Regions from separate parts of the Homo sapiens genome. Here all the other regions are linked to region 2. Evidence: chromatin loops called from intact Hi-C (ENCODE). Cell type or tissue: endothelial cell of umbilical vein. All regions are shown on one strand.

Region 1 (5,000 bases), 170 kb before region 2:
ATTTTGAAGATATTTGTGTGTTCATATCTCAGGAGGCTATGTAATTAGTTCCACTCTGATTACCTTTAAATGATATGGCACTGACATTGAAATGGAAGGTTCCATTATTTAGCAACCACTATCTAAGCAATAATAACAGCAAAACTAAAAGTGAATGTTTACCTGACATTTATTACATTCTGGCAAGGTTCTGTGCTTTACATATTAGGCATACTGGATTCATCCTCCCAACAACCCTGTAAGTACCATTATTAACTCAGTCCCAGAGCATGGGTGGCGGGAACCCATACGTTAGAAAATACATGGTAGAGTCAGTGGTGCTGGAATGTATTCAAAGGCATAAGATGATTTAGAGATCACAAAGTCTGGATCAAACCCAGATGCTATGACCCTGTGTCTCATGACCCAGCATTTCTCCAGCTAAAGAATTTCAAAATGTGAAGGAGAATAGCTCCTGAATATAGATTTTTTTTTTAAAGGTAAGGCACTGTTCTATTTATTTAGTGCACTTTGCTGAAACTGTTTTCTATCAGTATTAGAAAAGCATACAGTATAACTCGAAGATTTTTTAAAATAACAAAAAGTTCAGCTTGTTGTATGGCTGTGTGCTAATTCCTGATGTAGTGGGACTCTTTTTTCTCCACAGGAACTGTATTCTGTGAAGCAAATCTTTCCATAATCTCTAATACTGCCCCACAAGTCCTGAGTGAATTACATACTTTCATTATAGCCCTCCCTCCTCCACATTCTCCCGACCCTGGAAAAATAGCCTACTTTTCTATGAGGGAAAGAAAAAGAGGCCGTTAAAGAGGCCGTTACTTTGTGTCTGAAAAGAGTGAAGGAATTACTGAGCTACTTACAAGCTCTACACATGTGGAATCAATATAATTTTCCATCAGATGGTTCAAAAATGTATTCAAATTATGTGGTTTTGCAATGCTAAACTTTGGAATTTAGTTGTTAATAGGAAAGTTTTTAGGATAGTTTGCCTACCGAGTGCCATTATTGAATTTGAATAGCAAATTGTTTATAATCATACACAAACAATCTTTATTTAGGTTTTACCCATGTTTCCTGAAGGGCAGGGCAAGTTCTGAGTATATTATTCCTCTCTGTCTACTGGGAAGGTCAGGATTACAGACAATTAGAAGAAAGTCAGGGCATGAACAGATCTCTCTATGTATTCCATTAGTCTCCTGTTTTGATATTTATCCATGAATTTGAAGTCACATTTACTTAGCTACCATCTGATTTCCATGCAAGGTTTTTCGTAAAGAATATGACAGTGCTTAAAAATATGTGAATTTTTAAATAAGACTTTTGAAGCAATAATATAAAGGTAGATCAATGATTAATGTGGAATTAGATATCTACAAGAACTCCTGAGATGCAGCACCTCAAAATATAGTTGAACTGGGTTAAAATATGTAAATTCCTTAAAGTCAATGAAATGTAAAGTTACATTTCAGTTATGTGCCAAGCAAGGTCCATATAACTGGCCTAGTATAAACTTTTCACATGTGTTTATAATAATGAGGCTGACAGTGGAAGAGATGAACGTGGAATTACTATTAGAATAACAATTTACATTTCTGTAAAATGCCCTCATATAGGTAATCTCTTGATTTTCATTAGTTAGGTATTATTATTCCCATTTTATAGATTAGAAAACTTAGGCATATAGAGCATAAAAGATACAGTGCATGGAAGATAGCATCATCTAATGGAAACCGGGTGAGAGGACGGACTTTGGGATCAGACAGATTAAAAATCCCAGTCCCACCCCTCAATGCCTATATGATCTATGGAAATATTATTTGGCCTTCTTAAGCTTCATTTTCATTATCTGTGAAATTGGGATAATTCTGTTGACTTAACAGAGTTGCTGTGAGGGTCAAAGGCAATAAAGGTATGTAAAAAGCTTAGTTTAGATTTTTCTTGAAGATATGGGGCTCGATGCTGGGAGACTCCAAACACAGTGCTTCATGAATATTTGGTTGAGATCTCTGTTTTGCCATTTGCAATGTCAGGACATGCATTTTTGGGCCCTCTTGCCGAAGCCATAGAGAGCCCCTGTTAAGACAGGAGCAAAGTGACCTCTGCCCCAGATAAAAATTATTACCTTCCTGATGTATTATTACCCTCACCTGGATTAGGCCATCGTTATTCCCAAATAGTAACAATCTGCAAATGCATTTGTACAATAAGAATTGCATGGTCCTGGTACATCTATTTTACACACATTCCTTTTAGGGATTTTGTGGACACATATGTTCACCAGCTTTAAGAAATTGCTCTATCCACATAAAGAAGGATCACCCACAGCATGTGTTTACTGGTCTCCTCAATGTGTGAAGTTAGGGCTATTTGTTTGTAACATGCTCATATTAACTCTCTTTAATGTCTGCAAGTGAGGAAGATGACTGATGTTTGTTCACGCCTAAAATAGAGAAGTGGAGGAGTGGGAAGGAAAATTATTTGTGCAACATTACACAGAAAGTCCGTGATGAAGCAGGAATGAGAGCCTGAGTTGCTGACCTCTTAATTCCTTTCCTGTCTCCCACAGACAATGATGCTTCTGCAACTCCTGGGCAGGCAATTGCACCTTCATTCTTTTGTACACTTACAAGTGTATTTTCCAGGGAACCCACTGCAAGGGCCTCCACCCACTTACATACAACTTATATTTAGCTCTGATGACAGGGGTTTGCTTGACCTGACCAAAATCAAAGGAGAAGTGAGCCTACTGGGGCCTAGACAGGGCAGGAAGAAGCTCAAAGAACTGGCTCTATAAGAACTACAGAAAAATCTCTGACCTTGAGGTCCCACATCTCTGACCTTGAGGTCCTCAGAGAGAAGCAGCTATAACCCTGATGATGACAGAGATGAATTAAAATAAAAATGCTTCCAAATATCTGTTGCCAGGAAGCAGATGACATGCTAAATTACTCTGCAGATTGACTACTTAATTCAGCGATTTCCTGAGTCAGGAGTTGCCAGAAGAGCCATTTTGTCCTTTCTGGCAAAAAAGCCGCTGGGATTGCTGTCTCCAGTCCTCTTTCCTCTGCTTCCTGCTGTAGGAAGGCCTGTTTCCGCAGAGAGATGCCTGATTAGACAGCACTGTTTTAGTAGGCAGAGGACTAGGTAACAAGTTAGGTCTTTCATTTGACATTGATTGTGGGCAGTGTGGAAGTCATGCACATCATAAAAATACAAGTCCTTTTAGAAAATGTAAACTAGTGAATGAAAAGCAAATTAGACAAAGCAAATGTCTGAAAAGTAATATTGCAACATTTTCATCTATTTGATTTCAAATGTTTTGAAATGCCTGGTTTATTTTTGCACAAAGAGTCCTGCTTCAGTCCCAGTGCAGTTTTTTGGAACTGAATTTTGAGTGATGAGATTAGTATTTGCCAGGCGAATATGATGCAGCTAAGCAGTCTGATGTCAGTGAGTGGTGACTTTCAGAAGGCATAGCAGTTGGCTAGGGCCAACTCAGTTGACCCTGAGCCAGAATGGGCATTTTATAGAAACTGGTGGATAAGCTGTATCTCAGCTCCTAACTACTTTGCTGTACTGCGGAGTAGTGCCTCCACCTTATCTCTAAATTGCTGAATAAGATGCATATAATCCAGCAAGGCTAAACAAATAAAAAGCTCAGAACATCCAGGCAAAAGGAAACAAGAGTAGGAGGCAAAATGGAACCACAAATGAATGGGTTCACAAAACATGGAGTGAAGATTTATTTCTTCTGGTACTTGTTTAGCATCAATGTTGTGTGACCTTGGGTTAGTGTGTGTGTGCCCTGACCACTCAGGCTGTAAGCATCTCAAGAGCAAGGCTTCTGGCATTGGCTTCTTTCAAGTTCGTGTCTTGTTCAGAGCTTTACTTGTAGCCTGTGCCGCTTATATGTTTGCTAGTATTGACTGGTGATGGTTGAGTTTCTTCTCTTCCACAGGGTTCTACCTTGGAACTCCCAATATTGCAGCATCAATAAACGTATCAGCAATTATTTCCGGAGCTGTTGTTTTGGATTACAGAGCATCTCAGGTTATTTGCATTTAAGCAAATTTGGAGTGATTTTGTTGAATAATTTCTATTTTTAGATTTTTCACTCCAACAGCTGGGTGTTGGCTAGAAAGTCACATGTTACTAAAAGTGTTTGTGTAGAAGAAAAACGTCTATTGGCCACGAGGTGTTGTAGAAGAAATTCCTTCCCTGGAGGAGAGAATGGCTAGTTGACTAGATGTTCCTTTTAAACTACTCCATCATATTTTACCCTTGGCAATGAATTTGCAATGGAAGCTCTAAAACCTATTCTTATATTTGGGATTTCTTTAATTCCAAAGAAAAGAATATAAATAAATACTTCATAGGTGGCTTTAAAGTTTCTGCTCTGCCCGGGCGCAGTGGCTCACGCCTGTAATCTCAGCACTTTGGGAGGCTGAGATGGGCGGATCACCTGAGGTCAGGAGTTCGAGACCAACCCGGCCAACATGGCGAAACCCTGTCTCTACTAAAAATACAAAAATTAGCTGGGCGTGCTGATAGGCGCCTGTAATCCCAGCTACTCGGGAGGCTGAGGCAGGAGAATTGCTTGAATCCAGGAGGAGGAAGTTGCAGAGAGCAGAGATTGCGCCACTGCACTCCAGCCTGGGTGACAGAGCGAGATTCTGTCTCAAAAAAGAAACAAACAAATAAATAAATTAATTAATTAAATAAAGTTTCTGCTGTGGACTTTTTTAGGGGATATTTTTCAGTAGGAGGATTATACAGGACTGACAGGCCACTGGCTGTATCATCAACTGATTTGGGGATTTGTTGTCAACTCTGCAAAAGAAGGTTAAAAAAAAAAAGAGAAAAAAATTGAAACTTTCTCTTTGGCTTTTTTCCTGATAGCTCTGGTGAAAAGTTTAAGAGGGAAGAAGCCATAGATACTAACTAAAATAAAGTTCTGGTAATATTTTTATCCAGGCATGCTGTGCTACTTTGTTAACATA
Region 2 (5,000 bases):
TAGAGGTCATGGGTTCCAGGACTATTTCTGCTACCCATTTTACCAACACACTGAGCATCACAATGCAAATACATACTCAGGCTCAGAGATTGTTTTGTGATATGATAGTTCCCTATGGTATCAGCCTTCAGTATATGCAAGTAGTACACGAGAAATAACAGTCAGATTTCTTCACTTGTAAAATCAAACTTCTTTTCTATCCCTTTTCCATCCTTTTAACATTTTTTTTGCAGGACAAGTCTTCTGGCAATAAATTCCTTCAGTTATTGTTTATTAGAGAAAGTTTTTATTTCTCCTTCACTTTTGAAAGATAATTTCAATGGGTATAAATTCAAGGTTAGTGTTTTTTGCTGTTGTTATTGTTCAACATCTTGAATATTTCAGGCCAGCCACGGTGGCTCACACCTGTAATTCCAGCACTTTGAAAGGCCAAGGTGGCAGATCACTTGAGTCCCTGAGTTTGAGACCAGCCTGGCCAACAAGGTGAAACCCCTTCTCTACTAAAAATACAAAAAGTTAGTCAGATGTGGTGGCACACATCTGTAATCCCAGACACTCAGAAGGTTGAGGCATGAGGATTGCTTGAACCCGGGAGGCAGAGGTTCCAACGAGCCGAAATTGCACCATTACACTCCAACCTGGGTGACAGAGTGAGACTCTGTCTCAAAAAACAACAACAACAACAACAAACCAACCAAACAAACAAAAAGAATATTTCAATCTATTCTCTTCCAGCTTATACTGGTTTTAAGGGCAAGTCCACTATAATTTTTATTCCTATTCCTCTGTAGATGAGGTGACTTTTTTCCTTCTGGCATGTTTTTGCTTTTGGCTTTTTGCTTTTTGCTTTTTTTGTTTTGTTTTGTTTTTGGAGACAGAGTCTTACTCTGTCACCCAGGCTGGAGTGCAGTGGTACAAACATGGCTCACTGCAGCCTTGAACTTTTTGGCTCAGATGATCCTACTGCCTCAGCCTCCCAAGTAGCTGGGATTACAGGTGCATGCCACCATGCCTGGCTAATTTTTTAATTTTTTGTAGAGACGGTGTCTCGCTATGTTGCCCAGGCTGGTCTCAAACTCCTGGGTTCACGTAATCCACCTGTCTCGGCCTCCCAAAGTGCTGGGATTATAGGTGTGAGCCACAGCACCCAGTGTCCTCTGGCTTCTCTCAAGAATTTCTCTTTGTCTTCTGTTTTCTGCATTTTGAATAATATGCCTAGGTATAGATATTTTGGTACTTATCCTGCTACATGTTCTCTAAATTCTCTGGATCTGTAGCTTGGTGTTGGTCATTAATTTTGGAAAATTCTTGGCCATTATTACTTCAAATATTTCTTCTGCTCCATTCTCTCTTTCTTCTTCCTCTGGTATTCCAATTACATGTATGCTATGCCTTTTGAAATTATCCTACAGTTCTTGGATATTCTGTTCTATTTTTAAAAATTCTTTTGTTTCCTTGCATTTCTGTTTGAGAAGTTTCTGTTAATCTAACTTAGGCTCACTGATTCTTCTCTCAGCTATTTCCAGTCTACCAATAAGCCTCTCAAAGGTATCCTTCATTTATCTTCGTGTTTTTTCTTTTTAGTATTTTTTATTCTTTCTTAGAGTTTACATTTCTCCACTTAAATTACCCATCTGTTCTTGCATGTTATCTATTTTTTACATTAGTACCCTCAGATTTTAATCATAGCTATTTTAAATTCCCTGTCTGTTGATTTCAATGTCTGCGTCATATCTGAGCCTGGTTTTGAGGCTGCTTTATCTTTCTAGATTGTGCGTTTTCTTGCATTTGGTTTGCCTTACAATTTTTTTGTGTGTGTGTGGAAAGCCAGATGTGTCATACTGGGTAATAGGGACAGAGGTATATTGATCTCTAGTGTGAGGTTTTATGCTAATCTGCTAGGTGCTGGGCTGTGTTTAATATCTGAGGTAATTAAGGTGCCAGAGGCTTCAAATTCCTCTAGTGTACTTTTTTTGGTCTCTTCTTCAGTTTTGGCTTCCCGGAGTACTCCTGCTCAGAGAGAGTTTGTGTGTTTCAACCCTAAGGTCATGACTCCTAAGAGTTTCTCATTCCTAGGCAAATGCACACTCAGCCTCTAGCAATTTGTCAGAATTGCCATCTAAGCGTTCTTACCAGTTTGTGAACTCCGGAGGCAGCTGCTTCCAGTGAGCAGATCTCAGCTGGACTCATTTCTGGATTCCAGAATTTTGCAGGGATAATGGGAACAGAGTTTGTTCCTCACGTCTCTGATGGGTCCAAGAAAAGTTGATAATTTTCAGTTTTTCAGTTTGATCTTGTTGTAAGGATGGAAATGACAGCTTCCAAGCTCTTTACACATCAGAGCTGAAACTGGAAGTCTCTTGGCAGAGGAGATATTTCGATAGATACTGCCAAATTGCCATTCAAAACAATTGCAACAGTTTACATTCCCATAAATAATATATGCAATGACTTAAATACAATTAGTTTTAAATAGCTTGAAACAACTAAGAACACTTGCTAGTATTTGACCTTGAGACTGTGGGACAAACCCTAATAGCATGAATATCAGAGAAAGTCTTAAAACTAAGAGGGAGGAATCAGGAGGGGAGGTTGTGTTCTAATGTATTATAAATTTAGCATTCCTCCACTTATGCTCTTTCTTAGTTTCAAAAAAAAAAAGAAGTAATGAGTGAAAACACTGATGGTGCTAATGAATTGGTGGGTTTGCATGTACCTAGCCTCACACATATAAAATGCGTCAGAATTTTCCATGAGTCAGGAATCACAATTGAAATTCCTGACCTTGGTCTGGCTCCAGGAGGGAACGTAGCTTCTTCGCTATTGTATGCATGCAGCTGACTTCTTCTATACAGGAAGTAATCCTTGATGGTTTCAAACTGTGCCTCTTCTCTCTTTTTTAAAACAAAAATGTGCTCCATTAAAATTTCTCTTAATCTCTTTGATTACAGCCAGAGAAATAATAAGTGCTTTTTCCCTTACCTGTCCTTGTAGAGATGATGATGCAGCAGTGAGTTGATTTTTTTTTTTCCCACATGAATGTTATTTTTCCATAAGTCCTTTTTCTGTGAGTGGAAAATTCACTTCAAAATCCAGTAAATGGTTTTTTAAAGTCAGCAAGGGGCAAAACCCTAACAAACCAATGATCTTTCTATTGACCACAATCCTTCAACTTTTATTCTTACCTTGTTGGAAATTTTATCCTGGAATTTGATAATCTTTAGTATAAAGTAAAATAATTGAAAAAGAAAGGTCTGATACATATTTGAGGGTCAAAATGTTCAAAAAAAAATAAGTCAAATAGTTTGGTGTAATAGAGCCATCTTAACTCAAGCTTTAGTTACCCCAAAAGTGACTGAAGAGAAGACTGTCTTAAATGGGCTATTTCATTATTGTTAAAAGCTACAGTTTCATTTGTTCACTCACTCTGGTATAAATATCTACTAATGGTAAATGAACTCTCTGTTCTAAAGAATGTAAAAAGGCTCTCCATCCTTGATAACAATAAGCTATGGACAGGAAATGAAATATGAAGCAAAGCCAAAACTCTTCTTTCAGCTTTGTTTTGTTAAGCTCTGTTCTCATAAGATATTGTCAGTCACAATGAAATGTGACTTTACTAAATGTTATCATTTAATAACATAGAGGATATAAAAATAAAACTTCACCCCCAGGTGCTGAGATTGGGACAAACTGAAGAAGTTATTTCCACATTTACATGATATTATTGCTATAAACAGTATTGAAAACTGTCTAATATTCAAGTTTCTTTTTAAAAACAATTCAAGTTCAATCCCTCTGACCATAGAATTATATCTGTTTTGTAGTTTAAAGCATCATCCAATACAAATTCAAACTTTCATCTGCATTCACTGATCCAATTCTTTAGACACTATTTTTTTTTTACTAAAAACAATTTAAGAACATAAAAATTTGAAGTAAATATGAATTATTATTTTTTAAAGAGTCCATGTAGTCACAAAAAGTAAACTCAGTGATCCAAATGAAAGCTTATAGATGAACAGAAGGCCCTTTGCTCTCAAATCCCATTGCTTCTGTTTTAACAGTGTTTCTGAGTAGGAGAATGTACTAAAATCGCCCACTTTACAGCTCACTTTCCAAACCAGTAGTTTGGGATTAGAGGGATTTTTTTCTATGTGCAGAGAGACAACAAAAATTTAAAAACTTTTACATTCAGTCATCAGGGATTACCTTTGTTCTATTACTTTTCCTCAAGTCAAAAAGTAGTTTCTCATAAGGTTCTTATGCTACTAAATACTAGGCTTCAAGGTGTGTTTATCTCATCAAAACTACACACCTATAATTTATGTGTCTCTCCTTTTTTCTTGGTTTACATAGAAAACATTGTTCCAGAGAAAGCTCTCAATTCTAAAAACTTTAAAACTTTGTTATCAGCAGAAAAAGAATATCAGGAATAATGGTGCCATTTGGATGCATAGTCCTGTCAGATGAGCAAGAGACTTGATGATGAAAACCTAGTCAATTTCATGATGATCTGAGGGCTACCAATTGGTTTCTGAATTTATAAACTGAAGATGAATTACTTTCAACAAGTGGTATGTCAACACTTTAACTGTGGGCTAGATGAGAGATTCAAAAATTTTATTCTGAGTTAATTAAAAATAAGAGTAGAGGATGAGATATAATGGGGAAAGAGAAGTAGAAAATAGAGTTGATTTTTTACTTTTGGAAGGATCCACTCTCAGATGCAATAGTATAGAAATAATTACAGTGACAACCATCACATATGCCATACACTGGTGGTGCCTTCTCAAGCACTTCTGTAATAGGGTACCAACTCTTTTTGGAGGCCCATTGCTTCCTCTCTTTCTTCTCCATCAAGTTGCCTACATTGCAACTTCTCCAAGGCTGTGTTGTTTTTCATAACCTATGTTTTGTTTCCTTTATCCTCTCATTAGTGATTTTGCTCTTTTTGAGCTACTATAGTGGTATGCTGCAACAATTTGGAGTCAGATTCA
Region 3 (5,000 bases), 130 kb after region 2:
CCGAGTGTGATGACATTAACATGGTCATGAAAAAGTCATAGAGAATCACAGTTACACAACACTATAGGTGAATGCACCTGCTTGATCTCTCTTGTCATATCACCTCCCCCATTCTCTTTTCTTCATAGCATTTATACTGTTTTATAGCATCCTCTGAGATTATCCTAATTATCCTGTGTTTATTAATATTTACTAATAATTATTTAGCTCCTGCATTCGAATTTTCAATTCCTTTGGGCAAGGATCATGGTGTTTTGTTCAATGCTGCATCCCCAGAGCCTAGAAAAACATTGGTGCATAGTAATTACTCAATAAATATTTGTTGAATGAATGAATGTCATCAAAAAGCAGCCAGAGGAAAATGACTTTTAAGCAACATGGTATAAACAAAAAAACTAGCTGAACTTGTTTTACTTATCAACATTGGTTATGAAAGGTTGTATATAACCAATACTTACAGGGTAATTTCTTTTCCTACAACTGATACAACTGATATTTCCTAAAAATATAAAAGGAAGTCTCAAAAATCCCTGAAAGATATGCAAGTAATCTCAGGGGGAAAAAAGTTACAAAGATTACTTCATTATAAGGCACTAAAAAGGAAACTTATAAAAGCCACGCTGTATTTTCCTGTTAGGGCAGTGTTAAATAAATTACTCAGCAAATTCTCAAGTTGTGTAAGAATAGTGCTTTGGCCCAAAATTTAGGAGCCAGTAAGTCAAACTGGAAATAAGACCATTTTTTTTTTAATGGACAATGAGCACTCACTCTCTGAAATTCTCATCTTTTATCTTACTGTAGTTTTTTTAAATACTTATGTCATTTTTACCAAATAGTAGAATTATTTTTATACATTGGAAACTGAAAAGCTGATCTTGTGCCTTTCTTATATAAATAACCTTTTTGAATAAAAAGATAAACATGAATGAATAAAGAAGTAGACTCCAAGTTTTAAACAGTCTACTTACAAAGAGTGTTTTAAAGCATCACCATTTTGTAAGTTGGGAACTGTCTGTATTTTTTATTTTATTTTATTTTATTTTATTTTATTTTATTTTATTTTTTTTGAGACAGAGTCTTGCTCTGTCATCCAGGCCGGCGTGCAATAGAGTCATCTTGGCTCACTGCAACATCCAACCCCTGGGTTCAAGTGATCCTTCTGCCTCAGCCTCCCAAGTAGCTGGGGTTACAGGTGTGTGCCACCACGCCTGGCTAATTTTTGTATTTTTAGTAGAGACAGAATTTCACCATGTTGGCTAGAATGTTCTTGAACTCCTAACCTCAAGTGATCCACCCGCCTCGGCCTCCCAAAGTGCTGGGATTACAGGCGTGAGCCACCGCTCCTGGCTAGTATTTATACGTAGTAAACAATATCTTATAGGCCTTTCATCACAGACCAACTTTTCTTAAACTCATCAGTATTTAAAACGTCTGCTTCTTAGGAATTCCTTCTTGTATGAAACTATGTCTTCTAAACATTCTTTTGGCAATTCTTTAAACAAATAATAACTGATACCTACGACAATTGCCAAATTCTTCTTGTTTCTAAATTCTCCTTTGCAGTTTAATAAAAACAGTCATATTCTCTCCTGCAAAGTTCCTGTATCTCTTCTCCCTTTCCTTTTGGGGATCATAAACCATAAGTAGCCATCTTTCATAGCTTTTACTTACACATTTTCCCTACACTTTCACTTGTGTTTTACAGTCAGAAAAGAAGAGCAACGGTTAACGCAGACACAAGAGTGTGCAAGCCAGCCCCAGTCCTTCCTCACCTCCCACCCAACAGCATCAGCCTTGCCCTGTCTTCCCCAGACATGGCCACAAATCTATCTAATCACTTATTCTCAGTTTCCTCTTCCTGAACCCTCCCAACACCAAAAGTGGCAGCTCTGACAGAAAAATACCAAACCCACTTCCATCTGAGTTCCCTAGGTTTGGTGTAGTCAAAACAACTGCTTCGCCAGTTGACTCATCTCACAGGTCACTCACCAACTCATGGTCGTCATCATTATCTATAGACCATGGAACATTCTATCCATCTGGTTAGAAAAGTGACTAATAGTGTTGGGATTTTTTTCGCCACAAAAACAAGCATTCCGTCTCTTTCATTTTGGTGTGGAATGTGAGGCCTCCATTGCTGAGTACTTTCACCACTGTGATTGAGGAAATTTTCATTTGGTAAGAAATTGAGCTCATGATGAAGACGTGTTTACTAATAGCTGTCTGTACTTCTGTTTTATTTTTACCGTACTTGGGAATTGTATTGCCTCTAGGTTTATCTATCTTGAATTCTAAGCATAACTGGGAAATGAGTTAAAAATTCCATATAAAGATTTGGCTTTTCTTTGACCAATAATGCAGTGGAATGCAGAAGTGGGAGGTACAGGTAGAAAGAGAGAGAGGAAATGCATTTTCCCTGGTGCAGAGTAACCTTCTGGTTCTGTTAAAGTTAAAAAAAAATTACTAGCTATTCTGTGTTAAAAGTAGCCTTAAATTTTTTAAATTACTATGATATTGAGGCTGAGCACAGTGGCTCATGCCTGTAATCCCAGCACTTTGGGAGGCCAAGGCAGGCGGATCACCTGAGGTCAGGAGTTCGATACCAGCCTGGCCAACGTGGTGAAACCCCATCTCTACTAAAAATACAAAAATTAGCCAAGTATGGTGGCAGGTGCCTGTAATCCCAGCTAGTTGGGAGGCCGAGGCGGAAGAATCTCTTGAACCTGGGAGGCGGAGTTTGCAGTGAGCCGAGATCGCACCACTGTACTCCAGCCTGGGGGACTGAGCAAGACTCTGTCTCAAAAATAAATAAATAAATAAATAAATAAATACATAAATAAATAAATAAAATAAATCACTGTGATATTGGACAAACATTATCATAAAAATTTATTTTTTAATAAAGAACAAAACCACATTATCATATAAGTCTGGCAAATCTGCTTTGATTTTTTCTAGATTGAGTTATTGGATCTCTGTTAAACTGTTATTAGATAGAACAAATATATGCATTATACTATTATCTTCTTTTCCCCTGGGCCCTTCTATTTAATTAGGACAAGGTAACTTGAAAACATGTAAAGTACTGTCATCAAAAACATATATCTACTGAATGCCTCCCCTTACCCTCATTGGCCAAGTGTCATATTAGGTATACTGAAGATACAAAGATCCTTGCCTTCTGGGACTTTACATTTTAGTGTCAGAGACAGAAGAGATGTATGAGAAAATAAACACAGAAGAAAGAGCAGATGCTATGAATCCCCATGACACATCTGTTTTCAAATGAGAAACAGCATAAACAATGTGAAGGCTGAATTCCACACATCATTCTCGGGTCCAATTTATTTGCCAACTCTAGGAAAGATAAACTCAGATATTATTGTGATATTCACACAACTATCACCATGAAGAACAGATTTTCTGATTCAAGGAGAAGGAAAAAAACAGCTTTCTCTTCTTGAGAACTGAATTATTCTTCCCTCTTAACACTTCTGTGAATTTTTCCTGCTAAATATAACAGCCAAAACAAGGGGCCTGAAGCCCAATTTGGTTGCATTGCAAGACAAATAACATCCATACTAATAACAGCAGCTATAATGTATTGAACCCCTATTGTAATAGGCTCCATGTTAAGCATATTTACATATATCTTCTCATTCAAACATCATAACAATCCTGGAAGAAACGTGCTATGATGCCCTTTGAGTAAAAGACCAGAAGGATTAAGTAAAATGACCAAGTATTATGCATAAACCATGGCTGGGCAGGATTTGCACCCAGGTCCATCCATCTAAAAACCCGTTTCTTTTCATTACCTCAGAAGAGAAGTGGTTATTCCATTTCCCTAGGATGAGTAATTCCTCTGTGAAGGAAATACCAACATTCTTTCAATGCTTATCTACAGAGGAGGGTGGAGGAGGAACGGATAAGGTGGAAAAAGTCAGTGAGGATTAGGAATGACATCCCAAGGCTGAATCACTTATCCATTTATTTAATCAAACAAGTTTATATTGAAGGCCAAATAGGTGCTGGATACAGGAGACTGGACTGTAAAATAGAGATGCATCATGCCACTCAGGGAGCTACAGTCTCATGGAGAAGACAGACCAAGAAGACAAGCACGTCAAATAAGGAAACAAACAGGGCACCCAAATAGGGAATCATGGGAGGTGGTGGTGGCCCGCTTTGAATACCACTGTTGCTGTTTACTTTCCAGCTTTCTCTAAGGAAGTGACATATAAGCTGAGCCTGAAAGATGAAGAGGAGCAGATTGTATGCAGAGCAGAGGGAAGAGCAAGCTGATGGAGGTGACTAATCAGAGGGCCTGATGGTCAAGTGCTCAAGGTGGAGTTAAAGGAAACCCTGCTTTCTTGACATCACCAGCTGCTCAGAAGCCTTCAGCAGGCATCCTAGACCTTCTCCTTCTCTAAGGGATGGGCCTCACCTACTTTCTTCAGCTGAGACCTGGCACAGACCCTTGGAGCTTCTAAGGACCCCATTGTAGCCTTGGGGTGGAGGCCCATGGCACCACTGCCCTCTCCCTGGGATAAAGGTCCTGGGGCCACTTCTCAGGGCTGTGTCCCTCTATCAGGAGGTAATTGTCTCTCCCAAATCACCTTCTTCTTCTTCCTTTTTCTTCACCCCATTAAAAAAAGGGTACAGAATACCTTTCTTTTTTCTTTTTTTTTCTTTTTTTTTTGAGACAGTCTGTCACTCCATCACCCAGGCTGGAGTGTGGTGGCGTGATCTCTGCTCACTGCAACCTCTGCCTCCCAGGTTCAAGCAATTCTCATGCCTCAGCCTTCCAAGCAGTTGGAATTACAAGTGCGCATCACCACACCCGGCTAATTTTTGTATTTTTAGTAGAGATGGGGTTTCGCCATGTTGACCGAGGTCTCGAACTCCTGACCTAAAGTGATCAGCCTGCCTTGGCCTCCCAAAGTGCTGGGAATACAGGAGTTAGTCACTGTGCCTGGCCCCTTTCCTTTTGTTCTGTA

What was found. Peaks named below come from ENCODE experiments on the same cell type or tissue, not always from the same donor. Only the 100,000 strongest peaks of a DNase experiment are listed, where the experiment ranks them.
Region 1: it touches region 2 in a loop (4-fold over the local background); 6 of 110 quality-filtered maps call a loop at or near these places.
Region 3: a loop joins it to region 2, with 12 times the contacts of the local background. A loop is called at or near these places in 3 of 110 quality-filtered maps.

The regions. Positions count from the first base shown.
Region 1 is chr6:134,718,506-134,723,505 of GRCh38, reverse strand. The region is part of intron 3 of LOC101928277 (a long non-coding RNA gene); the gene reads left to right. Among named protein-coding and RNA genes, the nearest start is that of LINC03002, 180 kb to the right of the region's middle. In endothelial cell of umbilical vein, no CTCF peak of the experiment used is centred here; a DNase peak (open chromatin) is centred at 3,055; H3K27ac peaks cover 1,814 bases.
Region 2 is chr6:134,548,590-134,553,589 of GRCh38, reverse strand. No RefSeq gene overlaps it. Among named protein-coding and RNA genes, the nearest start is that of LINC03002, 11 kb to the right of the region's middle. In endothelial cell of umbilical vein, no CTCF peak of the experiment used is centred here; DNase peaks (open chromatin) are centred at 2,209, 2,769 and 3,579; H3K27ac peaks cover 2,782 bases.
Region 3 is chr6:134,419,987-134,424,986 of GRCh38, reverse strand. No RefSeq gene overlaps it. Among named protein-coding and RNA genes, the nearest start is that of LINC01010, 15 kb to the left of the region's middle. In endothelial cell of umbilical vein, no CTCF peak of the experiment used is centred here; DNase peaks (open chromatin) are centred at 2,026, 3,266 and 4,066; H3K27ac peaks cover 4,861 bases.